Linked DNA regions of Homo sapiens: region 2 is linked to region 1. A link is a loop called in an ENCODE intact Hi-C map of the cell type or tissue named here. Cell type or tissue: heart right ventricle. All regions are shown on one strand. Each heading gives the region's core, and the rest is flanking DNA. Links, peaks and the distances in the headings are about the cores only.

Region 1 (16,158 bases), core at 5,151-13,150:
AATGGATGAAAAAAAAAAAAGACATACCATGCACGAAGTATAGAGGAGTTTGGAGTTGCTATGTTAATATCACATAAAATAGACTTGAATTCAAAGAGTGTTAGCAGAGATAAGGAGAAAATTCTATAACAAAACAAGGGAATACTTCACCAGCTATAAATAATAATTATCAGTGTGTATGTATGTAGTAACAGGACCTCAAAACATACGAGGCAAAAACAGACGTAATTAGCTGAAGAAGTAGATGATTCCACAGCTAAGAGAGCTTTAATACCCCATCTCTACAACTGATAAACTAAGCAAAAAGTTACTAAAAGCATAGAAGATCTAGCAACACTAGCAACCACTTGATCTATATGACATTTATGGCACAATACACTCAGCAAATGCAGAATGTAACTTCATTTAAAATGCACACAGAACATTCACCAATACAGTACATATGTTGGGCCATAAAATAATCTCTATAAATTTAAAATGTTCAGAATCATACAGATGGCATTCTCTTACAAAACAAATTAAAATTCAATACTACTGCTACTGGTACTCATTTTTTTTGAAGAATCCAACTAGCTGCAAAATAAACAATACATTTCTATATAATACCTGGAACAAAGACAAAATCTTGGAGAAAAATATAAGACATTTTAAGTCAGTGACAATAAAAAACATATCAAAATGTGTATGTTGAAAGTAAAGCAGCGCTTGGGGGAAATTTATATTTTTCAATGCTTATGTTAGAAAAAAGAAAATATGTCAAATAAATCACATTTTTAAAACCTAAGTAGCTATAAAAATAAAAGCAAAGTTATCCAAATGAATAAAAGAAAAAATAACAAAAAGTAGAAATTTTAAAAAATACAAAGCAGGCAATGGAGAAAATGTACAAAGCCAATAGCTAATTATTTTAAAGTATCAACCAAATTGATTAACCTCTAGTTCAACTGATCAAGGGGAGAGAGAGATAAAGAGAAAGGGAAATCATAAAGAGTGAAAAAGAAGTTATCAGATTCTAGACACTAAGAAGAGAATGCTATGAACAAATTTATGTGAACAAATTGACAACTTGGATGATTGGATAATATATAAACATTTCTTTAAAAACAAAACATAGCAAAATAGCTATATTTCCCTATTCAGAAAAGCTGAGTATATCTATACTTATTTAAAAATCAAATCTGTTATTTAAAATCTTTTCAAAAATAAATCTCCAGTCCCAGATGTTTCACTGATGAAATTTATCAAACACGCAATGAAGAAATACCAGATTTAGACAAACATCTTCAGAACATCAAGGAGAAAGGTCAATACTGAAATCATTTTATGAGGCCAATATAACCCTAATACCTGAAAAAATATATAAAAAGAAAAGACCAATATTCTTCATGAACATAGATGCAAAAGTCTTAAAAATATATGAAGTAATCAAACATAACAAAGGGAAATATGTTATGAGCAAACACAGTTTATTCCAGATAAGTGAGATTTAAAAATTAACCAATGTAATTCACCAAAAGTATATTATTTCAATTGTTTCAGAAAAATTGTTTGACAAAATTGAACATGCATTTAAGATAAAAACTATCAGCAAATCAGTTAATAGTATGGGACTTTCCAAATGACAAAGGGCATTTATAAAATTACATGGCCAATATTTTACAACCTAATAAAAGACTTAATTGCTTTTATCTGAAATAGGTGATAAAAAATAAACACTCACTATTGCCATGTCTATTCAACATTGTACTGGTTGTCTTAGGCATAGCAATAAGGCAAGAAAAAGAAATAAAAAGTGTAATGACTGAAAGAAAAGAAGTAAAACTTTTTCTATTTGTGGGTTACATGATTGTTCATACAGAAAATTCCAGGGATCCTACAAGTAACCACTAAGATAAGTACATAAATTTAGCAAATTTTCAGATACAAAGTAAATATATAATATAAAGTATATTTGCATTTACAAAAAGCAAACAATTAGAAAGTAAATTTTTAAAATCCCTTTTACAGTGGCACCAAAATCACTACATACTTAGAAATATATCTAATCAAACACAGTCAAGCCTTCCATACTGAAAACTTTAAAACATTAATAAGTCAAAAAAGAAATGAATAAATGCAAAGATATATGATACTCATGAGTTGAAGTGACCACTATTGTTAAGATGTCAAAATTTAAAATCTTTCTAAAGATTCAATAAAATGATATTAAAGTGACAAAGTTTGATTACCTATTTTTAAAAATAAATTGACAAATCTGCTTCTAAAATATGCAAAGGATTTGAAATGCAAAGGATTTGGAATCACTAGAATAATTGAAGGTCTTATCCTAACTGAGTTTAAGACTTACTACATAGGTCATTAGAAAGCACAAAAATTGGTACTGCTGAGAAGATGAAACACATGCATACATCACTGGAAGAGAATATAGAGTCCAGAATTGTGCCTACAACATAAAGAAAATGAGGCATTGCTATGAGGAAATAAACGTATTTTTAACAAAGGGTGATGGACAAATGATACAAGTAAGCAAAGGTAAAATAATAAAAATATACACTTTATTCACATTATACACAAAATTTAACTTCAAATGGATCATAGCCTTAACTGTAATTGTAAAAGATTAAAATATCTAGAAGAAAAGAAAAATCTTTACTATGCTGGCATGAGCAATGGTTTCTAGAAGAATGAATAAAGCATAAAGCATAATATAAAAAAATTAGTAAGTTGGATCTCACTAACATTTAAAAAATGTTTCCCATTAAAGTACACAATTAAGAAGATGAAAATGAAAGCTACATACTGGTAAAAGTTATTTACAACACATATATAGGGCAGAGAACTTGCTCCTGGAATATATAAAGAAACTTTACAATGCAATAATAAAGTAAATCATCCAATATAAGTTGGGCAATAGATATGGGCACTTTACAAAAGATGAGCTAGGAATGGCAACTGAGCACATGGAAAGATACTAAATATCATTAGTTATCAGAGAAATGCAAATTAAACCACAATCAGATACCACTGCACACCATGTACATCCACTGGATTTGCTAAAATAAAAAATAATGAGTGTATCAAGTATTACTGAGGATTTGGTGTAACTGGAATTCTTGTGCAGTAGTGGAGAGAAGATAAAATATAAAATGCAAATGTTTGGTGGTGTAAGACACTAAATATATATCTAGTTTGTGACCCAGCCATTCTCTTCCTAGTTATGTACCTAAGAGGAACTAAAACCATGTATGAATAATGACATATACTAATATTTATAGTGGCTTTATTTGTAGTGTCTCTTAACTAGAATAACTCAAATGTCCATGAGCAGGCAATTGGATACTTATCCATTTAAAGGCATAAACTACAGATACACAGAGCAATATGAATCTCAAAATTATTGCAATAAGTGAAAAAATGTAAGGCAAAAAAATAGTTTATACTCTATGATTTCAGAGATATACAATTCTAGACCATATACATTTAGAATATCAGAAAGCAGGTCAGTGGTTTCCTGGAGATGGGGTGGAGTGGAGAATGCATCACATATAGGCACAAGGAACTCATGAGTGATGATGGAAATGTTTATTATCTTGATTTTGAGGTTGATTTTACAGGCATATACATAGTAAAAATGATTACTATTCAAATATATGCAATTTACTTCAATTATATCTCAATAATGCCATACTTTTTTTATAAAAATATAACAACAGTAACAAACACTTGGAGAAATAGGATTATCATCCTTAGTTGCTGAGAATTTAAATAGACATACTCTGAGAGTAACTTGGCATATTCTTTTTGTTTTGTTTTGTTTTTTGAGATGAAGTCTCGCTCTTGTCCCCCAGGCTGGAGTGCAATGGCACGATCTTGGCTCACTGCAACCTCCGCCTCCCGGATTCAATCGATTCTCCTGCCTCAGCCTCCCAAATAGCTGGGATTACGGGTGCCTGCCACCACGCGTGGCTAATTTTTGTATTTTTAGTAGAGACGGGGTTTCACCATGTTGGCCAGGCTGGTCTCAAACTCCTGACCTCAGGCGATCTGCCCGGCTTGGCCTCCCAAAGTGCTGAGATTATAGGCGTGAGCCACCACGCCCAGCTGTAACTTGGCATATTCTAATAAAATTGAATATAAGTACATACAAACTCTTCTGTTGCAATTCCGCATAGAGAAACTTTCCCACATTTACCTAGAAATGTCTAAAAATTTTCTCACTAGGCTATTGTTTATAATAAGTAAGATGCTTACACTAGCAAAATACTCATCAGTAGGATTAGGAGTCAATAAAATGTAATATAGTCATAGAGTCAAAAACTATGCAATACTTCGGATACACATAAACTCGATCTCTAAATAGTGATATGGGAAGATGGCCAAAATATCACAATTGAGTGAAAAACAAAACATGATATAGAATGTTATATATAATATGATACAATTCATAAAAATTAAGCATACATGAAAACTCCATGTTTTATGTACATCTATATGTATAAATTTAGAAAAATGGACATCTACATGGTTAACATACAAACATGCATTAAATTCATTTTATATATATAATATATATATTTTTTAATTGAAGGTCCAGATAATGTATAGATAAATGAAAATGAAAGAATCTCAAACCTTAATGTGAGGCTTCATCTGTATTTGTAATGTACAATCCCTAAAAATTGTGAACAAATATTACAAAATAATAATAGCTATTAATTTTGTGTGTTTGGGATGCAAACATTTGTTACATTATTCTTAATGTTTTAAAAAATTTCTTAAACATACACACATAACACTTAGTATTTATAGATGTTTATGTATATAAATATATGTACACATATGTGTGTATGTATGTAAATGCCTAAAATGTACATCTGAAATGATACAAACAATAATTATAATAGTTGTTCCCTTAGGAAAAGAGAATGGAATTCAAGATTGGCAATCTGCCATGGCTGGGTGGCTGGTAGTTAGCCAACAGTCTTTATATTGTTTGAATTGTGACAAGAACATATTTGTGTCTTACCTGTGTATTTAAAATAAGTACTTCACAAAATTAAATTAATAATAAAATGTTAATACACTGGGCCAAGTTCTTTGACAGAGGCAAACATATGCTATCTTCGGAGTTCTGAGAAAGGGTGGTTATCCTGGCCTTCATGTGGGAGGTGGTACCAAATATTTTATAATCCGAGAAGTTGACTCCTGAATATAATGTAGAATTTAACTTGCATATTTAATTCAGGAGTTGATTCGTTTGGATGAGAAAATATACATCTTTAATTTCACTAGCATCTAACTGAAATTTAGCATTTTCATCAACTATGAAAGAGGGTCACAGACAATATTAGTGGCAGACCTGAGACTTTGTGACCAATATTTCTATTGGTCATGACTTTTTTTTGTCATATTACAGTTAAGGTCGACATATGAAAATGTCTTTTAACGCACCACTAATTTGAAATTATGGCAGTAGTTAGATATGCTTCAAGATCTTGTTATTCGAAGTATTAATAGAAAGACATAGATTACTTTATCTTAAATTTTTATTTTAAGCATTTTCAATAACTGCTTTTGTTGATAATGCTATATAGTACAGTTTTAAAACCATCATTCTGAAATGGAGTAAATGTGCTTCATCAGACTGCCAACAAGGTCTAACACACACATGTTAAGACCCTCTGATCTAGAAGAATGAATCAACTATGGCTTGGTGATTCAACCCCAGATGGCCTGGGGTTGGGTGGAGAGCAGGGCAGCCGAAGGCAGCCAGACATGGCACACGAGAACAAGAGGGGATGTGACTCTGTCGGGTGCAGCTCATAAATGACTTTATGCTTTACATACTGATTTTCTTCCATAGTTACCTAAGGAGGGGGGAATTCTCTTTTTATCAATCTAATCAGCAGGTGGTTTGGTTCAGGAAGTGAATAACTTCGAAGCATGAAAGCATATCATGAAAAAAAAATGCTTCTCAGATTCCACCCTTTGTACCACTTTACATGAGAAAGCTATTATCCTCAGAGTTTTAAACGTGAGTTCGTATTTCATAATTACTTATTAGATTCACAGTTGAAAAAAGAACCCACTAAAATCCTCATGATTCAAACTCGTGATTAGCAAATTTGGGTTTCTCCATGATTACTACCATTCAAATGAAAAATGAAAAATCCAGAGAAATACTGTGCATTTTGGCTAAATCAGTAGAAATACTGTCTTCAAACACAATTTTAGTTGGAACTATAGTATGTAAAAATAAAAGCAAAACTGTTCTGCTGTGAGCCAAAGGCAAAATAGGTCCTCTGGCTATGCATATCTACCTTGTCCATCATGGTGGCCCAGAGGCTACTTTACCTTAACTTAAGTCTCCACATATTTCAACATATAGATATCTACAAGCATCTACCTTTTTCCCTGAGATTTTTCTTTTTATGTTGTACTTTGCATGCTCTGTTCTCTTAAAATATTATCATTATGTATTACATACATATCAAAAATACGATAGATTTTACAATGCTGCCACTGTGACTTTCCATTGCTTATCTTTTGAGAGTGTAGTGACACTATTCAGAAGAGAAGGAAGGTAAAAACCCCTCTGTTTCCTCTTCTACTATTCATTTACCCGAAGGTTTTCAGGTCATAGGCTCTGAAAAAATTCTTTAGAGTTCCTTGGTAAGAACATGCTCATTCATTTCAATAATATATTGCTTAGTTTATTAGCATGTACTCTACCATAATGTAGATTTTTCTCAATTTCAATACTTTCCCCTTATGAACAATCACTTCTTTTATATATTAGAGATTGACACCTGTAAATTCACCTTCATAACTAAGTTATGACCTTGCTAATAACAGATCACAAGTGAAAATTTCAAAATATTCTGTGGTGACATTAGCTATTAGTCAATAGTTCTACTCTGACAACTTCACAAAGATATATTTAATGATGTAAATTTAATACTGATTTATTGTATTTTGCTTTATTGTTATATAAAAATGATTAGGGAGAAAAACAAAGCATGAATATTGTGTTAAAATTAAGTACAGTTATAAATCATTTGTAGGCGTGTCAAAGTCACAGCACTTATTGTTCTGGATTGTCTGGGTACCAATTAAAGATAAGCCTTTCAACTCTAGGTTCAGTTATGATAAAAAAGCACAAAGAACATTCTTATGAAATAATCAAATTAAATTATATTGTTAAAGATATTTAATCAGGAACACAAAACTTTTCCTTTTGCCCTACCCCATAGCATATAATCTATTACTCAATTTTGACAAGGTCTGCTTTTTGACAAGCTTTAGAGATAGCAATGTGAGGAAGGTTCCTGTGCAATTTCTTGCTTCCAGCAGTCTGTATACAACAATGGCCCAGCTTGCTGACAGTGCTATAAGCACTGTAACTCTGAGCAAATCACTTAAACCTTCTGAACCCATTTCCTCATTCATGAAATGGCAAGGGTTTCAGGACTAGATGATCTCTAAAGTCCCTTCCAGAGCCATTGTTATAAGACTTAATATTTACTGGATTGAGGCAAGATACAGTCTTGGCTCTCTCTCAGCCATCACACAAATCTAGAATTAACCCACACCTCCCACCAGCCATCTGTGACATCTCGTACAACATATTTTATTGTATTGATTGGGTGATAACCTTTTCAAAACAAGACATGTAGTGGGATGCTCTTTTATATCACAAATTGCCTTTATTTTGATGCTTTCAAAGGCATGCCTTCTCTTTAGATAAAGTATAAACTTATTTTATTATATCTGAGAAATTCTGACATGAAAGTAAAAGGATTCCAGAGTAAAATCAATAAACATCAACTTTCCTTCAACATGTTGCTGTAAAATTAAATGCCAACTGGTAATTTAGTCCAAGATATGTTCATGACTTTACTGTAACTGAAAGTAGCTTCAGATAATTTTTTTCTAGCTAGAAAATTGATTTCATACATTACATCTAAACAGTTTAAATCCATGCACTATTAGTAAACTGGCAAAGGGGGTCTCCAGTGTATGTAGTATTAATTCAGATAGCTTGTGATTTGTTAGCATAATAATGAGGTAATAGTTTGGCTAATTTAATCTTGACACAGTGGTATGTGACACTTCAATAATAGCTGATGGGACCTTAAAGGTTAATGATGGCATTGCTCATCTGAAGTGACAGACTACTTCAGGTTCTCTTGCCATTGATCTTAATTCTTTCTTTGCTTTTTTTTTTTCTTCCCATTAGGTTACTAGTGCAGTAATGAACTTTTTTTTTATTAGGTTACTCATGCAGTGAACTGTTATCTGGAATTGCAAACTCAGGCAAATTACTTCCAGAGGTCATATGATGAGACATTCCATTCTAAAAGTACTGTTCCATTCTAACAGTACTGGCAGTACTGTTATGATAGTGGACAGGAGGGGGTAGAAATATTTTTATGTAGGTAATAAAATGCAGGAACTCTTCAGAGATGCTTCGGCATATTTATGGAACTTTTTCAACTACCAAGATAAAGTTTTCTCAGGCTATTGTAATTATATTGTAAAGCCCCACAACTTTGTGCAACAATCATATATGTCGCCGCTATCCTGTATAAAACATGGTGTTTGGCTATGCGAAAAAAACTGAAACAAATCAAAATATAATCCAAATTATAAGGAGTTTATAATCTACTAAAGGAAAGGCAACAAGAAGGTAAATCACTGTAATAGAAGATAATGAGCACAATTGCCTTTGAGGAAAAAAAATGCTTTTGGATTCACAGGGCGGGACAGATTTCTCTCAATGAGAGAGAGAAAGCCAGTGAAGCCTAAGGAAGGCCATTTACTGGACCTTTCTCAAAAGCGGGAGAATTCAGAAATGCTCTGATTAAAATACACCTTACTCTTTCTTCAGTCTCCCTCATGCATTGCATCTTGTGTTGCTCTTCTGTGTCTGATGACAGAGCAAACAGGTGAGAGAATGGTGGATGTAGATATATAGGTGGATTGGATGAGGCAGGGAAAGATTGTTTTTGACCATCAAGATACAGAAGGACTAGCTTCAAAATATTGCTATTTAAGGCAACTTGAAAAACAGAACTTAACAGAATTACCTTGAATGTGGAGGGATGTGAATTGCTTTCTTTGATCTATATACGGGAATGTGAAGATGAGACGGAAGATTTAGAAGCTCTTCCACTTGGGAAGTTTAGAAACCCATGAAAAGTCAGATTAATTTTATGCTATGAATTATCTCTGAAGGGATCTTCTTTTTGACCTTTCTTAGTTTAGTTTGTGATAGTTTGAGCTTGTTTCTTCAATATTAAGAAAGTCAGAGAAGAATTTGTTTTGGTTCAGGAAATAATATACGGTAAATATCCCACTCTGTTTTATGTCAGGCTTGGGAAATCCCTGCCTTGAAGGATGAAGAACTGGACTTGGTGATTTTTGAATTTCCCTCACACACACACACACACACACACCCTCCCTTGTGTATGGTTCCTGAATAACTGAAAACATTCACTAAAGTGCTCATTAAAAAGAAATGAATTAATGGGAATGAAATATTTCACGTGGCTGGCATGTGACCTTCAAGCCACTGCTGAATTTTCGTAGGAAACTCATTTATATATTGTATCAGCTCCCCCTTGTGTCTATCCAGCAGTCGATTCAGCAAACAGGAAATAAAGGTATCTCCTCTTTATCTACTTCCTTCCCCTTAGTAGAGTGTTTAGGACAGAGTTGCTGATCAGGGATAATTACACTCTCAAGTGAAGAAAAACCCAAGTCATTAAAATTAGTGAAACTAAGACCCTTTGTGCTCTAACTCCAATGACGTATTCTCACTCACATGATTCATTCTCTAAAGACCCTGTATAACTGTCCATAGAGTGAATGCCTCACCAACCTGCAGACATGAGTATGATGTAGTACAGATTATGACAGGTGACATCAAACAAGAAGTCAAGAATGCTATGGTACACCATTAATTTTCCAGTGCTATTATTTTCCATAGCCCATTAAGACCAACTGAAGGCATTTCCTCTAAACACCAAAAATAAAGTGAAATACAAATAATAGACAACTTGTTCCAGTCATCAACTCTTAATCCTGTTTGCTTATCACCTGGATATGTATTTTAAATCATCTATTTCATCTTAATGGAATTTTGTCCACTCTGTTTTGTTAAATAACAACAGCTGACTTTTCTGTTTGGGGATTGTTTTCTTATGCCTGTCTCAATCCACTCTTACTGTGTTTAGCCTGAGAGACTAATGCTAAATGCTGTTGTCATTCACCTTCATCACAGGCAGGGGTTGTGGAGGTGGGAATCTCAGTCCAGTTCATTCTCAACCAGCAAATAGTGGAAATGAACTGGATTCCCAGCCATGAACCCTTGTTTTCTGACTCTAGGACTGGCTTTTGTTGTTTACAAGTGTTTTTCAAAGAATTTAAAGGGCTACCTGCTACCAAGGTCAGCTGGGCGCTTGTAAATTGCAGAATCAGGTGCTCCCACCAACCTTATGGAATCAGAACCTTTGGCTTCTCATATCGTCTCTTCCTGTTTGCTTTCTGTATATATTTCTTTTAAAAAAATCACTGTTTTTTATCTCTGCCATCTTGTTTTTAAAAATAATCCTTAAGCTAAGTTTACAATTATTATTAAATATTCATCCATATTGCCATGTAATAAATATTTGCCAAGCTCCCACTATGTGCCACATGCAGATGCCTATGATGCAGAGACTCGTAAGAATGATGTCTTATAAATAAGACATAAATACAACAGGACAGCGTTGACATCCTAGCTTGCTTTCTGTCCATGGGAAACCAGTCATCAGCTGGTTAGTCCTACCATTGGATTTCAGACTTGCAGGGGCATTCAGATTGAGATCAATGATTCAATTCTCTTCAAAATGGACAGTCTCTTAAAAGGAAGTAAAAGGAACAAAGGAAACAACTTGTCAGAAGTTCAAGAAAGAAGACCTCAGGTAGTCCTGATATAACAGTTAGGGAGGTGTAAGCTAAAAGATGACAGGCCAAAAATCCAGCTAAACCCATCTCACCATGTATCCAACTACCCAGCCCACTTCCTGCAGCCCCCAGTGGTTCCCTTTGAAAGGAACTCACCGTGTAAGCAGGTGAGGGAATTCGTAACAGGGCACGATCAAAAGTGAACTGGGTAAGCGAGGGAAAGCAATTACACAAGGAGATCATTAATTGGAAGGCTTATCTCTTCAGTGAGTTTGGAATGTGTAAGCTGTAGTGTTGTGAATTGAATTTCATGCACTCCTATTGTGTGTGAAGAGCTGGCTGTGTGTGGGAGGTGCTGAATGATTTGCCAAAAGTGTTGTAAGAACACCAGCAATCAAAAAGCCACTGGGCTCTGAAAAGCCGGGAATTGAGTGATAGTGCAGAAGCATGAAGGCTGAAGCAAATTGAGACTTTGCACTGAAATGTAGCTTGAAGCGGAGGGAGTGCAATCAGTCATGAAAGGCTGTGAAGAGAAAGGCAGGGCGGAGGGGACTGGCCAAGGTCTTGCTAAGATCTCATTTCATCAATCAGTCCCCTGCTGAGACAAGGTCTACCTGGGCCTGGGGTAAAAGGCTCCTTGAAGTTCATAAAACTTATAAACAAGGGCCTGTTAGGAATCATCGACCTCTGTTGAGAGGAAATAAAAAGTCATTTTAAACCATTCACATATTTAGCCAGGACACAAAGAAACATGAGGAAGAGGAAGACCAGTTTCTTCCCATTTTTAAAATTTATTTATTTATTTTTTATTTTACTTTAAGTTCTGGGATACATGTGCCGAACATGCAGATTTGTTACATAGGTATACATGTACCATGGTGGTTTGCTGCACCTATCAACCCATCATCTATCTAGGTTTTAAGCCCCCCGGTACCAGACACTACAAAAACACACCAAAATATAAAGACCAATGACACTAAGAAGAAACTGCTTCAACTAATATGAAAAATAACCAGCTAGCATCATGATAACGGGATCGAATTCACACATGACAATATTAACCTTAACCTTAAATGTAAGTGGGCTAAATGCCCCAATTAAAAGACACAGACTGGCAAATTGGATAGAGCCAAGACCCATCGGTGTGCTGTATTCAGGAGACCCATCTCATGTGCAAAGACACACATAGCACACATAGGCTCAAAATAAAGGGATAAAGGAATATTTACCAAGACAATGGAAAGCAAAAAAAAAAAAAAAAGCAGGGTTTGCAATCCTAGTCTCTTCCCTTTCTTATATCCTTTTCCTCTAACCCATGCACTTACCCACTCAGACTTTCAAACTCTTTACCATTCTTCCAACAGGCCATGCTACCTCTAACCCTGATTCCTTTGCCGGGAATACCTCTTGTAATTTTTTTCTCCCTAATCGCTACAACCCAACTTTTAAGTCCTAGCTCTAATTCCTCTTTGAAATGAGTCCAAGTTAAGAATATTTGTTATATTTGTTCTATAACCACAGAGTAGCTTTTATCACAACACTTCACATCTGACCCCTGCCTAATCTCAGTAGGTAAACATGCTTTTCTACCTTTCCTTCAATTTCCTCAGCTTATGCACCTGCACGCGTACTAGGATGTCCTTTTCAAAGCTTCTGAATTTCTCTTCATCCTTTAGAACTTCCTTCAAATGTCATTTCCTCAGTGTAGCCTTTTGGGATCCTCAAGTCAAATAGTCTAACAGCAGTCTGCACCTCAACTTTGGAACACTGATTATTTGACTTCTGTCTTCCTCACTAAACTGTAAGCTCACTGAGGTCAGGACTCTATCTGTGTTGGTCTCCATAGTATTCCTGCTTTCTAGTACACTGCCTGGCATTCCTGATGCCCCGACAATTACGTATTGTCTTTATTCTGTCTTCTGAGTGGGTTGTGAGATCCTTGAGGTTAAGGGCTCTGTCTTAGATTTGTTTCCTCAGATTGTAACAAAATGCTTGGTGCATAATCGGTCTTAAATAAATGCCTATTAAATGAATAAGTGCTAGAAGAAAATACCTAGAGCAGGGCTTCTCCTCCTAGGCAATATTGATTGACATTTTGGGCTGGACAATATTTGTTGTGCGGGTCTGCCTCGTGCACTGTAGGATGTTTAGCAGTGCCCCTGGCCTCCACCCGCCAGATGCCAGTAGCATCCCACAATTGTGAAATGTCTCCAAACATTGCCCAATATTCCCAGTGGGAGTGGGAGACTGGGCTGAGAATCAGCCAAAATCACCCCAGGCTGAGAATCGCAGATCTAAGATAAACACTTTTAAATCACCCAAACAGATAAATACACATTTCTAGTTTTTATAGAAAAATTGACTTACAAATAATGGATAAAAATTATAATAATATATTTATTCAGGATTATTTAAAGATTCATTGCATTGATAAAGGCTACATTCCAACATTCTTCAAGAAGTTCATTTTTATGAGGTAGATAGAGGAGTTAATAAATTTTCTGAGAACATTCTACTAAGGGATATATTAGATAACATAGCTAGACGCATTCTAGCTCAGCGCCCAGCTCATAGTCGCATTTCAGTTAATGCTATTTCTCTTTTCCTGATCTAATCAAAGCATTTGATGTCAAATGGTCACAGCTAACAATGAAAAACTGGGAAGAGTTTAGTCATATGAACACACACACACACATACACACAGAGTCTATTTAGTTAATTTTTTTTAAAGGCAAAATTTTGATTGACCAAGTTCTTTGTTAGGGGGTTGCTATGTTGACACAGAGGGCTGGTTAAATTTCTTTCCTGCTGGGGAACACTAAATTACATCCCACCAACTTAAGTTCCCCTGGAGTGAATCACAGAGTGGTTGACTTTAGAGTTCATTGAAGGTGAGAGTTTGAGTTCTATGAGGTCAGATTTTCTCCATGAAGCAGAACAAACAAAAATGTATAATACTGGGCTTCTTGATATAATTTTTAAAAGTAGAGGGCCCCACTGGTTTCCTTCCACCCCCACCTTCCACCACCAACTCTTTCCTTGAAAGAAAGTGTAAGAATGATCTCCCGAGGCTACTGGCAGATGGAGAGTTTCTGGGTAAGTAGGTTTTTTTTCTTCCACACTCAGGGGGATTCATGGCTGACTGAGTAGTAAATTCACTCTCAGTGTTTCAGTTCACAAATATAGAAGTAATAAGAGAAGCTCTGCATGTGTATTGGGCCGAAATGGAAAAGGGACAATACACAACAGGGGTTTGTAAGAAAACACATCCTGTCAGAAAAATATGATTGCTATTTTAGAAAGAATTGCCAAATTGGAAAGTACAGGAAAGTGTAGAGGTCGTGCACTTTAAATTGAGGCAAATCTTAGATATGACAATTTATGAAATAAGATTTGCAAGCATAAACCGTCCATTTAGACTGCAATGTGGTTACAAGCCTGGGAGGGAGTGCATGAGGAGATTGGGACTAGGGAAGACAGGCTTGTAGGAATGTCTGCAGAACACCTAGGATTATTACTGCTGCAATTCATTGAGCTCTATTTTCACATTTGGGATTAGACTAAAACTGTTTGGCTATAGGTTCCCTAATGTCAAATATTTTGTGGGGTATATAGAAAACTCTCAATACATTTCTGGTTTCTGTGAGCCATCCACAAAATTTTCTTCAAAATTTCTGAATTAAAAACTAAGAAAAGTTTTGTACCTCCTTCTTTTCTTCAACTTAATATTTCTTTCCTGTAAGACACTTGCACATAAATTTAATGTCTTTAAGTAGCTATGTGATTCTGCGAGAGTCATATAACCTTTCTGGCCTCAGTTTCTACATTTGAAGAAGGAAAGATTTGGCAGCTTCTATAAAGTATTAATTCTTCTATCTGACTCTTTTCTGCTTGGATTCTATTTTGTTTTCCCTGATTAGTTTAAGATGAACTCAGGCTGAATAACAAGGGTTTGAGCTTCCTTGGAATAACCTTTATTTGGTTATGACGTGAAATCTACTGCAAAAAGATTCATTATATTCATAGAGTTTTCTACAGGTAGTGAGAAATATTAGAGAACAATGTTGACCCACAGCTAGAGTTTATGAACCAACATCAGAGATACATAGAAAGGATCCAACAGGCTAGGAAATGAATGGAAATAAGTTAAGGGGTATTTACTACCTATTGGATCCATAACCTTGGACGGCTTGCTCCCCCTCTTCAACTTCTTCATTTGTACAATAGAGTTAGCCATTCTTTCTGTGAACGTTTTCTAGGACGACTTAAGAACCTGAGTTAGAGAGGAGAAGCAGTGTTCACAGTGGCCTCAGATCAAGAAAAAGGGCAGGAGACCAGGAGAGGACTCATAATTGAATGTTAGGTTGCTCAGAATCATATCTCTCCTGTATCTTGGAACCTCTTGTGGATTTATTCCATTGCAGTCCATCTGGTCCATTGCCCAGGTGTTTAATTTGTGGGTGCACCAATATTATCATGGGGTATTTCAGTAGCCTCTTTGTGACTTGACTTTTGAATTACACACAAACCAATCACCACCAACAACCTCTTCATCTATTAATCTATTAGGTTGGTGCAAAAGTAATTGCAGTTTTTGCCATTACTTTTCATGGTTAAAAAAAACAAAATGCAATTACTTTTGCACCAACCTAATAGATTAATAGATTAATACTTGGGCTCCTGTGACAAACTACCAGACTGTGTGCCTTAAACAATAGAAACTTATTTTCTCAGAGTTCTGGAGGGTGGAAGTCCAAGATCAGGGTGCTGGCAAGGTTGGTACTTGTAGAGGCCTCTTTTTGGGGGTTGCACATTGCCACCTTTTTGCTGTTTCCTCACATAGTCTTTCCTCTCATTAGTGTCTTTTCTTTTTCTTATAAGGAAACCAATTCTATTGGATTGCAGCCTTACCCTATGACCTCATTTAACTATACTTCCCTCCGTAAAGGCTCTACCTCCAAATACAGTCACATTTGGTTTTAGGATTTCAACATGCAAATTTGGGTGAAGGAGGACACAGTTTAGTTCGTAATACTGATCATCTATTCAGTTTCCTTGTTTCCTATGGGTTTCACGGGAAAAGTGCTGAGGAAAGGCAGAATTGCAGGCACATATTGAATAAGTTATTTATAGATCCCAAGACAGTTTGGATCTATGGTTTGGAACTGTCATTTGCTGATTCCTACACATGATTTTTACCTACCCAGA
Region 2 (16,158 bases), core at 5,007-13,006, 200 kb before region 1:
GAATAAATTCTCAACTCAAAAAAAGCAGAATGACTGAATGGATTTTAAAAAATAGATCCAGCAATATGCTGCTGCTATGATTTGAATAATGGTATCCCCTCCAAAATTTATGTTGAAACTTCATCCCCAATGTAACAGTTGTAAAAGATGTGGCCTTTGGGAGGTAATTAAGTCATGAGGACTGTACTCACATTAATGGGGTTATCACCCTTATAAAAGGGCTCGAGATTGAAAGTTGAAGGAAGCTCTCTCTTGTTTTCTACCTCCTTCTACCAAGTGAGGACACTGCATTCTTCCTCTCCAGAAAATGCACCAATAAGTTGCCATCTTGGAAGTAAAGAGCAATGCTCATCAGGCACCAATCCTACCTACACCTTGATCTTGAATTTTTCCAGATTCCAGAATCATCAGAAATAATTTTCTATTGTTTTGAATAAATTACCCAGTATCTGGTATTCTGTTATAGTGGCACAAATGGACTCAATGCCTACTCATTTTAGCCTTAAGGACACACAAAGACTGAGAATAAAGGGATGAAAAAAAGTATTTCATGCAAATGGTAACTGAAACAGACTAGGAGTGGTTATACTTATATTAGAGAAAATAGACATTCAGTCAAAATCTGTCATGAGTAAAAGAAAGTCACTGTATCATGCTATATGGATCAATCAATCAAGGGGATATAATAATTGAAAATCTATATGCATCCAACATTGGATAACCAAAATATATAAAGCAAACATTAATAGAACTAAAGGGAGAAATAGCAACACAAAAATAGTAGGAAACTTCAACACCACATATTCAACAATGTACAAGTTATCTAGACAAAAAAATCAAAATGAAAATATTTGACTTGAACTACACTTTAGACCAAAAGACCTGACAAACATTTACAGAACATTCCATTTAACATTACCAGAATAACATTCTTCCCAATTGCACAGGGAGCATTATCCATAATAGAGTATGTGTTGGATCAAACAAGTCTTAATAAATTTAAAAACATTGAAATCTTTTCTGACAGCAATTGTATAGAAATCAATAATGTACAGAATTTTTAAATGTATATGAATGTGTAGAAATCAAACAGCACATTCCTGAACAGCTAATGGGTCAAAGAAGAAATCAAAAGAGAAAACAAAAAGTATCCTGAGAGAAACAAAATGGAAACTCAACATACCCAAACTTATGAAATGCTGCAAAAGCAGTGCTAAGAAGAAAGTTTTTAACTATAAATGCCTACATTAAGAGAACAGAAACATCCCAAATAAGCAATCTAATATTATACCTTTAAAAAACTAGAGGCCAGTCACGGTGGCTCACACCTGTAATCCCAGCACTTTGGTAGGCTGAGGCAGGTGGATCACCTGAGGTCAGGAGTTCGAGACCAGCCTGGCCAACCAACATGGTGAAACCCGTCTCTACTAAAAATACAAAAAGTTAGCCGGGTGTGGTGGCACACATCTGTAATCCCAGCTACTCTGGAGGCTGGGGCAGGAGAATCGCTCGAACCTGGGAGGGAGAGGTTGCAGTGAGCCGAGATCGCGCCACTGCACTCCAGCCTGGGTGACAGAGTGAGACTCCATCTCAAAACAAACGAACAAACAAAAAACTAGAAAAAGAGTAGCCTAAGCCCAAAGTCAGCAGATGGAAGGAAATAATAATGATCAGAATAAAAATAGATGAAATACAAACTAGTAAAACAATAGAAAAACCAACAAAGCTAAGAGGTTTTTTGTTTGTTTTTTTTTTAAAAAAAGATCAATAAAATTGACGAAGCTTTAGCAAGACTAAGCAAGAAAAAAGAGAGCACTTGAATAAAATTACAAGTGAAAGGGGAGACATTTCAACTGATACTACAGAAATACAAAGAATCATGAACAATATGCCAAGCAATTGGATAACTTAGAAGAAATAAATTTCTAGAAACATACAATCACCCAAACTGAATCATAAAAATTAGAAAATCTCCTGACCAACATGGAGAAACCCCGTCTCTACTAAAAATACAAAATTAGCGGTTGTGGTGGCGCATGCCTGTAATCCCAGCTACTCAGGAGGCTGAGGTAGGATAATAGCTTGAACCTGGGAGGCGGAGGTTGCAGTGAGCCGAGATTGTGCCATTGCACTCCAGCCTGGGCAACAAGAGTGAAACTCTGTCTCAAAAAAAAAAAAAAAAAAAAAAAAAAAAGTAGAAACTCTTAAACAGCCCAACAATGAACGAGAAGATTGAATGAGTAATCAGGCACCTCTGTATGACAACAACCAAAACCCAGGACCAAGTGGCTTCATGAGTCATTTCTATTTAACATCTAAAGAATTAATAATGTCAGTTTTTCTCAATCTCTTTCAAAAAATTGAAGATGATAGAACACTTCCAAATTCATTTTCTGAGGCCAGAATTACCCTCATACCAAAGCCAGATAACGATGCTACAAGAAAAGAAAATGGAGTCCAATAACTCTGATGAGCATAAATGCAAAAATATCATCAACAAAATACTAGTAAAACTGAATTCAACAGCATATCAAAAAGATAATATAGCATGACAAAGTGGGATTTAAAGAATCTTTTAAAAGTATTCTTCCACAAATTATATTTTTAGGAATTTTTTTTTGTCCATCCAGAAGACATTATTCAGAAATAATAAATAACTTTATTTTTGATCAATGAAAGCCTCTGGTCAACATGATAATCTGGATGACTGTGGTCTGTGGACTAAGTCAGTAAACCTACTTTACTGAGTGAGAGGAAGACCTTTTGGAAGCACAGTAATATGGCTAAGTTATTTTTCCTTCATGATATTTATTGAGCATTCATTATGTGTTTTTTTGTAGACAGGATTTTAAGCCTTCCCCTCACTCCTCTTTCGCTGCTGCCAAAGATGGCCTGTCCTAGTTCCTGGAACCTGTAAATACACTGAGATGTTACTCCTGTGATAATATGCTTTAGGGCACAAATGACTTTAAAGTAGGGAGTTTATTCCGACTTATCCATGTAGGTTCAATGTTTTTACATGAGCTCTTAATGTTTTTACAGAGTTTTCTCTGGCTAGTGGTAAGTGAAGAAGTCAGAGAGATATAAAATGTGAGGGGGATGTAATGTTTCATTGCTAGGTCAAAAACAAAATCTCCCGTCCATAGGAGCTGAGATAGGACTCAGCTATAAGCCTACAAGAAAGAAATCTCAGTCCTTCAACTGTAAGGACATGAAATCTGCTGATAGTAAGGTTGAGAGTATAATCTCAGGAGTGAATTCTTTCTCCCAGTCCCCAGAGAAGAACCTCGTTCAGCCAATACCTTGATGTCAGTCTTGTGATACCCTTAGCATAGATTTGGGTGTCTTATGATTTAGGGAACTAAGAGCTAATAAATTGGTATTGTTATAAGCCAGAAATTTGTGCCTATTTGTTATTCAGCAATAGAAAACTATGGGAACCCAATTTCTACATTTATGGAGTTTATATGATAAAGAAGGATACTCAATATGTAGTAGTTGCTTCATGAATATTTTTAAGTGAATGAATAAATTATCTGTTTACTTCACTGTTACTAACAATGGCTAACTCATAATTTTTTCTGTGTGCAGGCATTGTTATAAATGCTTTATATGCATTTAACCATTTAATCATCAAAACCCCATGTAGTAGGTAACTATTATTATTTCTGTTTTAAAGACAAAGACACAGGCATAGGGAGGTTGACAACTTGTTAAACGTTGCAAAGGTAATGAATTCAGAGCTGAGATTTAAGCCTAGATGTCTGGCTTTAGATTCTGAAATATTACCAACTGCTCTAAGTTGCTTAGGAACTATAATAAGTGATAAAAAAGAGAAATAGTGGGTGTCATGTGAGAAGAGATGACCCACGGGCACAGGAAAGGCTTTTGTAAAGATATGAAATTTAGGCAAAGTTTTAAGGGGTGGATTAACTAGAAAAAAAGGCTGCAAAAATATTTCAATAAGAAGAACATGGGGAAACTCTAGTGAAAAGTATGGAAGACTGACATTTCTGTTAGTCAGTGCATACTAGATAAATATATTGTCTTCATCAAACTTTAATATTGAGAAAAGTTTAAGAAAATTCAAAGATCTGGTTATCCCAGATTAGCAACTGCTGAATGATGAACAACAGATACTCTACTGCTTTCTTAACCACATGGAAAAGGAAAAAACAAAATAAAACAAATCAAAACACCTTTTTATTCTCTTAGAACTGGATTTGGAAAAACTACAGCCAATGGGCCAAAACTGGCTGACTCAATGTTTTTGTAAACAAAGTTTTATTGGAACACAGCAACACTCATTTATTTACCTATAGTCTGTGGCTGCTTACACACTAGAAAAGCAGAGTTAAGTAGTTATGGCAGAGAGCATATGACATGCAAAGCCTAAATATTTACTATCTGGATATTTTCAGAAAGCATATGCCAAACTCTGTGTATTAGTTCATTCTCACACTGCTAATAAATACATACCCGAGTCTGGGTAATTTATAAAGAAAAGAGGTTTAATTGACTCACAGTTCCTCGTGGCTGGGGAGGCCTCAGGAAACTTGTAATCGTGGCAGAAGGGAAAGCAAACACATCTTTCTTCACATGGTGGCAGCAAAAAGAAGTGCTGAGCAGAAGGGGGAAAACCCTTTGTAAAACCATCAGATCTTGTGAGAACTAATTCACTATCACAAGAAAAGCGTGAAGATAACCACCCCCATGATTCAAAGACCCCACCAGGTCTTTCCCACAACACATGGGGATTATGGGAACTACAATTCAAGATGAGATTTGGGTGGGGACACAGTCAAACTGTGTCTGGAATTGGTTCCTTCTGGTGGGTTCTTAGTCTTGCTGACTTCAAGAATGAAGCTGCAGACCCTCGTGGTGAGTGTTACAGTTCTTAAAGATGGTGTGTCCAGAGTTTTTCATTCAGATGTTCGAACGTGTCTGGAGTTTCTTCCTTCTGGTGGGTTCGTGGTCTCACTGGCCTCAGGAGTGAAGCTGCAGACCTTTGCAATGAGTGTTACAGCTCTTAATGGTGGCACGTCCAGAGTTGTTCATTCCTCCCGGTGGGTTCGTGGTCTCGCTGGCTTCAGGAGTGAAGCTGCAGACCTTCGCGGTGAGTGTTACAGCTCATAAAGGTAGTGCGGACCCAAAGAGTGAGAAGCAGCAAGATTTATTGTGAAGAGCGAAAGAACAAAGCTTCCACAGCGTGGAAGGGGACCGAAGTGGGTTGCCGCTGCTGGCATGGGTGGCCACCTTTTATTCCCTTATTTGTCCCTGCCCATGTCCTGCTGATTGGTCCATTTTACAGAGTGCTGATAAGTCCATTTTACAGCGTGCTGATTCGTGCATTTACAAACCTTTAGCTAGATATAGAGAGCTGATTGGTGCATTTTTACAGAGTGCTGATTGGTGCGTTTACAATCCTTTAGCTAGACAGAAGAGTTCTCCAAGTCCTCACTGGACCCAAAGGCCCAGCTAGCTTCACCTGTCAAAACCATATCACTCTCATAGAGCAAAGGTGCTAATATTTAAAAAATATTATTTTTTGTTTAATTACATGCCACAATATTAATTTTTAGTTCCAGGAGTAACATCCATACCTATTTTGTTGACTTTGGAAAATCTGAAGGAGCTGGCAGTTAAATTCCTGTTGGCATAGAGATTATCTGGATGAGTGTGGTCTGTGGTCTGATAAGTCAGTGCACCTGCTTTACTGAGTAAGAGGAAGGCCCTGTGGAAGCCCAGTATTATGGCTAATATATTTTTATTCAAAAATGAAAATGCTTAAAAATTGTAGGAGGTTCAATTTCTGCTGGACAGAAATTCCTGTGACAAATAAACTATTTGTGACAAACTATATTCCTGTGACAAATAAACTAACATATTTATAAAACAGCATGAAAACCAACCTAAAATATATATATCATTAATTTTTACACCACTATATATGGATTTCAGCATAAATTAGAAGATATACATCAAGGCAATCAGAGTTCATTGCTAATGTTTATCTCTAAAACACTTTTTTTAATTCATAAGTGTTTAGATAATTTTAAAAACATTTCACATTTTTAGATCCTCTTAAGGAATCAAGGACTGAGAACTTTGAATTCTTTAAAATATAAATATCATAACTTTGCCACATGGCTTTTTCTGTAGTATTGAAAACAGAAAACTAATAAATGTAGAGTCTTTTTTAAAAACTTTGTATGAAAGTAAGACCTGTGCACAGAAAAATGTACATGTCATGTACTCAGCTCAATGTATTCTCACAGATTAAATACGTATGTCAAAAAGCAGAAACTCACCACCCTTAGAAGGCCCCAGATTTTTCTTTTGAGTAAAAACTCATCCACAAGTCTGACCCCATCCTCATTTCAAACCCCACACGTTAGCTTTGCCTGATTGTAATATTTACTCTTTTGTGTCTTTTGGTAAACTTGATGCTTGTGAAATTCATTCATGCTGTTATGTATAGTGGTGTTTTGTTATTATCATGGGTATAAGGCATTTCATTGTGTAAACATATAATTTTTGCTTATTCTACTGTTGAGGGGTCTTGGATCATTTCCAGATAGAGGCTACTATGAATAGCATGATAGTGAATATTTGATTATATGGCTGTTGTTGAATATACATACATATATATTTATGTGTATATATATAGATATGCACATACATGTGTATGTATATATAGATATATGCATACATACATATGTGTATATGCGTATATATATGCATACATAGATGTAAATGTATATATCATAGATATATATGAATGCATATGTATATACACACATACACATATATGTATGTATATTCACTATATATATTCAACAACACACATATATATCTCTCTTTTTAAATGTAATATTTTATAAATATAATCTCTATTTGTTGAACCTCTGTAAAATGACTTATCTGCCTTTAATGTATTATTTCTTGCCCATAATATAAGAAATTAATTTACTTGAAATTATTCTCAATAATCTAAAAAATTCATTGTCACATCATCACTAAATATTATATTTGGGAGAATTTTGGAGTTTATCTCCAGGAATAATTTGATGTATGTGTCACTTCTCTAATATTATCAACCAAGTAATAAACCAGCTTCAGTTTAATTATCTCTAGGTAAAAGAAATGTATTTCCTGAAAAGGAAGCTACTTTGATTTTTACAAAGTTGTAATTTTAAAAAATACTATCATTTATATATGAAGCTGAAATATAGCTACCACAACCTTACCTCTTTGATACTAGTTTTCTTTTAAAAAAGATATGGATTTGAACTTAATTCTTCTTCTGCATGGTGATCTTTTAGGTATTGCAACAAAAAAAGTCATTGTGCCTCTAATAAAAGCCACTTTTCCCATTTTTAGTATTAGTAATTGTTTCTCAATTCTTTACCATCATGTAAACATTATATTAATATAGTCTCATCTGTTACGATTCCTTTGAAATGTTGATACTTATTAAATTTTAGAAGAAGACTGGAAAATAGAAACAAAAATAATCAACAAATGTTATTTCTGGATACTAGGGAATTCAATATTTGAAATAATTTTTTTCAGGATTTCATAAAGAAACTTAGCACTGTTTGTAAAAACAAACAAAAAAAGTCATTAAAAAGCATGGTGTCCAAAACTGAGGAAAACCCCCTGGAGAATCGCTAATTCAGTACAGAATGGAGCACAGCTATTTCCTCATATACTGAACATAATTTTTCTATGAATAATATTTAATTATTTTAGTTATGTTTTGCAACCACATTTGATTATTATTTCATACGTGTGATATGGTCAATCAAAATCTTACAGTAGCTTTCACTTATTCATTCGAATAATTATTTAGTAAACATCTATTGTCCAATACATATGAGTGCTTTAGTCCCTGCTGTCAATGACCATTCAGCTGGTGAAGGAGATAGATTTGTAAACTCCAGTTACAAAATGTATGATAACAGCTGCAAAACAGGTAACCAAAGCATGGCACTTAAAACAAGCATCTTAACCCATTTTGGAGACTTGTTTCGTGGGATACCAAGCCCTGGAATGAAGATGGACAAGGCTTCTAAAGAAGGGAACCAAAACAGGGAAGAGTGTGAGTGTAATGTGGTTCTAGAAGAGAGCTAGTGACTTGGAGATGAGTATAGAGAGGAGGCTGAATAGTAGACCAAAGGCCGGGTTCTTAAAGGCTGACTGAAAACTGTCCTGCATTCAACAGGGCATTGGCAGGACATTAGGTAGGAGAGTAACACGATCAGATTGGGTGTATCTAAAACCTCATTATAGATGCATGTTGCTCCATCATTCAGTCATTTTCACAGGACTGGATATTTATCCTTAACAGTTTCAATTTAAATGAAAGTTTTATCACTGAATAAATAGCACCTCTGTAGTCAACATATAGTTTATCTTTAATGGTCAGGGACAAAATTACTAAAAAGATATTTCTTAAACCAAAATTTTGAAATTTTCATTTTTCCTGGCTCCTTTATAGATGTTAACTTCAGACTTCAAATATTTACTTAATTTTACTGGTGTTGGTGGATTTACTATCTTTGAAAACCAAGTGTGACATAATATTTCATATTAATAATACTGTCTGAGCTTGGTTTCTCTGACTTTTGGATACTCGTTGGAATATAAAGACTATCTTCTGGAAGTGAGACAAGACCTTCACAGCTGTGCTTGCGTTAAGTGGCTTCAGTCCAAAAATAATCATGTTCTTGTATTACCATGGAATACAAGGAAAGGGCACTGGGCTTTCCTTTGTGTTCAACATCAATTTTGGGATCTACAAAATTTAGTATGCCAAGTTTGTCATCAAATCCTTGAAACTCAGGAGAGAGAATGCAGTTTGAGGTTATTTTTGCAGAAATAGAACTTTTTATTAATGTTGGAAAATAGCCACATTAGTTCAAGAAAGAGTGGGAAAGCAGCACAGTGTCTCTTTCAGTTTGAAACAACATGCAATCTCTTCCTAAGTGCTTTATTTCAAAGAGCTAAAACTGTACAGTGTTAAGCAGCCTGAAAAAATCAGCTTCAGAGTGAGGACAAATAATTGAATGATGTCTTTCTTCTAAAAGACGTCAGGCTTTTTGCCCGCTGCTCTTTGACATTTATCAAATCCTGCTCTTTAATGTCTGTCAAATTGTCCAGGTGATAAGCACAGAACTTGTTCTGGCCAATGGCCCTGTGCCTGCATTTTCAAATTTGGTATGGTTGGCTTGGGTTTCTTAGTTCAGCTCAGCAGGCTGCCACTGGAGTGAGTAAAGAGAGACTGTGCCCTCACAGAACCTTGCATTAAAAATTACCTTCAGCTTTCAAACCAGATCAGCCAACCTATACATGAGGCTGTTGGTGCATGAAATAAGAGAACCTTGAATTACCAAGCCCATCCAAAAATCTTGTCTGGTTGACACCTGTCTTTTATTGCTGCAGTTACTGTGTGTTAAGAGTTGAATTGTGTGCCTCCCTAATCCCCACTTCCTGGATGTTGAAGTCAAATTTCACTATCTCAGAATAACACCTTATCTGGAAATAGGTTTGTTACAGATGTAATTAGTTAAGATGAAGACATACTGGAGTAGGATGAACTCTTTATCCCAATATAACTGTGTCCTTCTAAAATGGAGAAATGTCAACACTGAGACACGCACCCAGGAAGAGAACTCCATGAAAAATCTTCTTTAATGCTATCAGAGGGAGTTCAGTCCCGCTAATACCTTGATCTTGGACGTCTAGCCTCCAGAACTGTGAGAAAATACATTTCTGTAATTGAAGCCACCCACTTTGTTGTACTTGGTTACATCAGTCCTAAACTAATATACTCTGCTTACTGTACTATCTCCTGGGTTTTAAAAAAAAATTTGGTTTTAGCTTTGTTTTATGAGCATGCCCATTGAAATAAAAGTAAACTTGACATCTTGGTACCTTGGCCTGAAAAGCAGTCTGGATTTCCTCTCCAGGTGGTTCTGCCTTGAGCTGTTCTACTACTACTACTACTATTATTATTATTGATTATTTTTTTTGAGGTGGATTCTTGCTCTGTCACCCAGGCTGGAGTACAGTGGTGCAATCTCAGCTCACTGCAACCTCCGCCTCCTGGGTTCAAGCGATTCTTCTGTCTCAGCCTCCCAAGTAGCTGGGATTACAGCCATGCTCAACCATGCCCAGCTAATTTTTATATTTTTAGTGGAGATGGGGTTTTGCCATGGAGCTGTTCTATTATAATTGCTATTATAATTGCCAAAGAGCTGTTCTTTGTAATAGGGCTGTTCTATTATAATTGCTTCTTTTAATATAATCCATGACTGGCACCCAGACTCAGTATCAACCAGCTTAGTGGCACACTTGCCATTTGTTCTAGAAGTTCTGTGGAAGTGATTATATACTCTCCAAAGTCCAGCAATATGCCACAGCAGCAGACCTTTCCTCATTCCAGGCTAGAAAGGCCATGTTAAAAAGTACTTTTGGCATAGCCCTGAAGTTACTTATAGCTGCCAAACTAGTGTCATAATTCATTTTTAGTACATTGGCTCATATACTATCTTTAACTCCGAAAATAAAATTTACCAAGTGAAATGTTAGAAGTATGTTAGAAGTGGCATTAGAACCATCAAGGTAATTTAAGATGAGCTTAGCCTTATCTTAATTTGAAGGAAATCAGGTTACCAGCTTACAATCTTTCAAAACTCTTTATGTTGTACATTCAACAGACATGTTGAACGTTAACCATGTGCAGCATGCTCTGTAGAATATATAAAAGTGAATTTTTAAACAGTGAGCGTCTCTCAATGTCCAACTTAATAAATATTTATTAAGTGAGAATAAGTTAGGAATATTAACTCATTCAATAATTGATTATTTGAAACTCACTATGTGCCTGGCCCTATGCTGTGTCTTATAGATACAGTCATTCTGCTATCAAAAACATTTCATTGTGGGGAAAGACCTTTTTTAGGTTCTCAAGGAACATGTACTCTAAAAGAGAGATAAGATAAATGGAAAAATAACTATATTAAAATCAAATGTGAATAAAAAGGCCTGAATGCTAGAGAATTAGTCAAGATTCACCAATAAGATATATATACATAGAGAACATACCTAGGATATATCTATATATAATATAGGGGATATATATAATACATATAGAATGCACACACACATATACATACACACCTACACATAGAGCCAGAGAGAGAAAGAGAGTTTGATACACAAAGTGAGAGAGAGAGAGAGATTGATTTATCCTGAGGAATTGGCTAATGCAATTACAGAGGCTGAGAAGTCCCAGGATCTGTAGCCCAAAGGCCCAAGAACCAAGAGAGATAATGGTGTAGGTTTCAGTCTAGGTCCAAAAACAGAAAAAGGCTGATATCTCAGCTCAAGACCATTAGGCAGAGAAAGTGAATTATCTCTTACTTAGCTTTTTACTCTACTCAGGCCTTCAACAGATTGGACCAGGCCCACAAACATTGGGGAGTGCCAACTCCTCAACTAAGTCTATCTATGCAAATGTTAATCTCATCTAGAAACATCCATACAGGCACACCAAAAATAATGTTATTCTAAATATCTGGGCACCTCATGACCCAGTTAAGTTGACACATAAAGTAAACAATCATAACTTCACCCCTTGTCAAATTTGCATTCATCTACATCTTCATTCATTCATATACATCTATATTTATATTTATTCATTCATATACATCTATACTTTATTCATATACATCTATACTTAATCTACAAATAAAGGTAATTACAAAATCATAATTTCACTTTACATGATATGACTATCCTAGTACAACCAAAAATGCACTAGCTCCTTCTAGAAGAAAAAAAGAAATAAAATCTTTGAGTGGTATTTACTCTTCCACTTGGTATTCTGTAACTAAATACTATTATGTATAACAATACTGAAACTATGATGTGATGTTAATATTGTATGCTATATGAGAAATGAATAACAGTGGGAAGAAAACAGATATTTGCTGTATATATATATACATATAATGATGTAAGGAAAAACACTCATGACAATTATAGTTCTTAATTCTGTAACTATTCATGTGGTCATAGCTGGTAATTATAATTACCTTTTTCTACCACCCACCCTGAATTTCCTTTGCCTTTAGCAAGCACCGTAGCTGGTTGGTCTTTAACCTGTTGGAAATTCATTAGCAGGATGATTACTCCTCATTAATCCTGGCTAAATTGGGTTGTTGTAGCTCTTTATTGACCTTCATCTCAGAACATGATAATACTAAGAAATCTCCTGTATTCTAGACATACTCTTCCTTACCTCCATTATGAAGTGACATTCCAATTTCCCTTTGGTAGTCAGTCAGTCACCCCAGCCAGCACAATAACTCTCTTTTTTGCTGTTGATTCAGATGCATAATGAGCCTGATGGCTGGGTGGCAATCTTAATTTCTAGTTCAATGAAATCATTGTGTGTCTCCTGGTGGAAGCATTCGTCCTTCTAGAACTAACACTTCTAGGCCAGCCAGCATTACATATAATTGTGGGAAGAGTAAACAAAAATTTTGCTAGTGGGTCACTAGAAATAATAGTGAGTGATGTCAGTCCCATTTCCATCCCTTGATTCCTAGACCCATGAATCCTGGCTATTGGAGAAACAGTACCAGATATTGGATACTGATTCAGAGCAAATACAGCCTTCTGGATAACTGTCTTCGTTCATTTTTATTGTTATAACAGAATATCTAAGACTAAGTAATTTATAAAGAACCAAATTTATTTCTTACAGTTCCAGAGGCTGCGAGGTCTGAGATCAAGGATCTGACACCTGGTGAGGGCCTTTTTGCTGCATCATTTCACATAGAGACAAAAAGGTAAGAGAAAGACAGCGTGAAAGAGGGGGTGAATTCATTCCCATGAAAACAGAATTAGTTCATTTATGAGGCTACAAACCTTCAGAGCTAAACACCTCTTAAATGTCCCACCTCCCAATAGCCTCACAATGGCAATGAAATTTCCACATGAGTTTTGGAGGAGACAAACTTTCAAGCCAGGGTATTCTAACTTACAAACTTTCAAACCAGGGTATTCTAACCTTGGTCCCTCAAAAGTCATGTCCTTCTTATGTACAACGTATGTTTATTCCATCCCAAAGCCTCAAAAATCTTATCATATTCTAACATTGACTCAAAATTCCAAAATCCAAAGTCTTATCTAAATGACATGGATAAAATTCAAGGTACAATTCATCCTGAAGCAAATTTCTCTGCAGCTCTGAGCCTGTGAAATCAAAACATGTTATCTATTTCCAAAATGCAATGGTGAAGTAGGCATAGAATAAACATTCCAATTTAAAAGGCAGAAATAGCAGGCAAGAAGAAAGAGATAACTGGCCCCAAGTAAGTCCAAACTCCAACAGAACAAACAACATTAAATCATAAGACTCTAAAATAATCTTTCTTGGTTCCATGTCTACCCTCCCAGACACACTGGGGTGGGATTGGATCCCTAAGGCCCCAAGGCAGCCCAGCTCCTGTGACTTTAATGGGAACAGCCTACACAGCAGCTTTTGTGGTAGACAGCTGTGTGTCTCATACCTGCAGCTCTCCTAGGCTAGAGTTACATGTTGGTGTATCTCTATTTCTATATCATGTCATGGATTATCAGGGCTTTCTTTACTACTAATAGTAGAGTCATTACTATCTTTAAATCTAGTCAGATTAGAGACCCAATTTCAGAAAATCTGGAACCAATTTAGGAAACTTATTCCTAATATTCTGTTCCACTAGAACCACTCCTGGTACAAAGAGGATATATATATCCTATTAGTTTATTGAGGAATAAAGCATTGCAGTGGGAATACTCATATCATAGTAAACCATGTGCATATTCAGGAATGTAAAGGGAGACAAAGGTTTTTAAAGTAAAAACAAAGAGGTTTATATGATTGTCTTGAAATGATTATCCTTGGCTACAAATATCAATAACAAGGATATATTTATCCTATTGTTCTGGAGAATCCTGAATAACACAGGTTTTGGTACCAAGAGTGGTTCTAGAGGAACAGAATATTTAAAATAACAGTATATATTATATTAAGATAGTATATATAATAGTAATATAGTGTAAATAATATTAATAAAATATATAATATTAATTAAATATATTAATATATTAAGGATACACATACACACACACACACACACACACACACATGAATTTATATTATGAGGAATTAGCTCACATGCTAATGGAGGCTGAGAAGTCCCATGTTCTGCCATCTGCAAGCTGGAGACCCAGGAAACAGGAAAGCCAATGTTGTAATTCTGGTCCATGTCAAAAAGCATGAGGATCAGGGAAGATAACAGTGTAGATACCAGTCCAAGGGCAAGAGAAATGATATTTCAGCTCAAGTAGGCATACTGGAAGAAAAAGGGGCAGATTTCTGCTCTTCAACCTTTTTGTTCTATTCAGGCCCACGGTGGACCAATGATACCTACCTACATAGCAGAGGACAATCTACTTTAATGAATCCATTGATTCAAATGCTAATCTCATGAACACGCGGAGAAATTGTATTTAATCTGGGTACCCCATGGTACAGTCAAGTTGAAATATAAAATTAACCATTACAATGTATATATGACAATTTCTTATAATCATTGTGTGTCTACGTATATATACATATATATACACTGTCTGTGTAAATATATGTCCTGCATACATATATATATTCTCTCTGTATATATATCTATATATGTATACAGAATATATACACATATATATACACATATTCTGAGAATATATATGTATAAAGAGAATATAGATATTGTGTAGATATATGTACAGAGAGAATAGGTATATAGAATATATAGGTATATATGTGGACATTGAGTGTATATATATATACATATATGCTTATATATAGTCATGAGTCACTTAATAATGTTCCAATAAATGTGTCATTAGGCAATGTAGTCATTGTGTGAACATCATAGAGTGTTCTTCCACAAACTTATGAATATGGTATAGCCTATTGCTCCTAGGCTACAAATCTGTACAGCACATTACTATATTAAATACTTAGGCAATTGTAAGATAATAGTGAGCATCTGCATATATAAACATAGAAAGGGTACAATAAATATAAAAGATAAAAAATGGTGCATCTGTATTGGGCACATGCTATGAATGGAGTTTGTAGAACTAGAAGTCATTCTGATGAGTCAATGTGTGAGTGATAAGTGAATGAAGGCCTAGGACATTGCTATACACTTGCAGCTACACTTAGGCTACATTAGATTAAAAATAATTTTCTTTATCCAATAATAAATTTACCTTAGCTTATTTAACTTTTTTTACCTTATAAGCTTTTTACCTATTTTAACACTTAACTATTTTAACATTTAACTATTTTAACATTTTAACTCTTTTGTAATAACATTTAACTATTTTTAACTACGTTAACATTTTAACTCTTGTAATAACAGGTTAAAATGCAAATACATTATACAGCTTTAGAAAATATTTTCTTTCTTTATATCCTTATTCTATGAGCTTTTTTTCTATTTTTCTATTTTCTCTATTTTTTACTTTTTAAACTTTTTTATTAAAAAAAAGACACAAACACACACATTATCCTAGGCCTACACAGGGTCAGGATCACTGAGATGTCACTAGGTGATTGAGGTTTTTCAGCTCCGTTATAATCTTGTGGGAACACTGTCACATATCTGGTCCATTGTTGACCAAAATATCAATATAGTGTATGACTATGTGCACACACACATACACACACACAAAGTATATAATTATATATGTGTGTATGCATATAAACACACACAGATAATATATGTATATATAGAGAGCACATAAGCATATACACACAGAGTATATAGCATATATATACACATACATATATATACATACACTATATATACATACGCACACACAGACACACACACACACACACACATAGACTGATTTGTTATAGGGAATTGGTCTATCCTCACTAGGGAGAACAATATGCTTTACTTAGTCTACTAAGTCAAATGTTAATATTATCCAGAAACATCCTCACAGACACATCCAGAATAATGTTTAACCAAATATCTGGGCACCTTATGGTCCAGGCAAGCTGACACATAAAATTAACCATCACACAGAGTT

Evidence for each region. Hi-C counts contacts between places; a loop is a spot of excess contacts. Peaks named below come from ENCODE experiments on the same cell type or tissue, not always from the same donor. Only the 100,000 strongest peaks of a DNase experiment are listed, where the experiment ranks them.
Region 2: a loop joins it to region 1, with 14 times the contacts of the local background. A loop is called at or near these places in 4 of 110 quality-filtered maps.

The regions. Positions count from the first base shown.
Region 1 is chr4:18,924,782-18,940,939 of GRCh38, forward strand. No RefSeq gene overlaps it. Among named protein-coding and RNA genes, the nearest start is that of LINC02438, 520 kb to the right of the region's middle. In heart right ventricle, for the core only: a CTCF peak has its summit at 9,643 (motif pointing left); no DNase peak of the experiment used is centred there.
Region 2 is chr4:18,725,452-18,741,609 of GRCh38, forward strand. It overlaps LOC105374510 (a long non-coding RNA gene), which reads left to right. Exons shown (of 6, transcript XR_001741602.2): 3 at 12,779-12,863. Among named protein-coding and RNA genes, the nearest start is that of LCORL, 710 kb to the left of the region's middle. In heart right ventricle, for the core only: no CTCF peak of the experiment used is centred there; a DNase peak (open chromatin) is centred at 9,210; H3K27ac peaks cover 2,218 bases.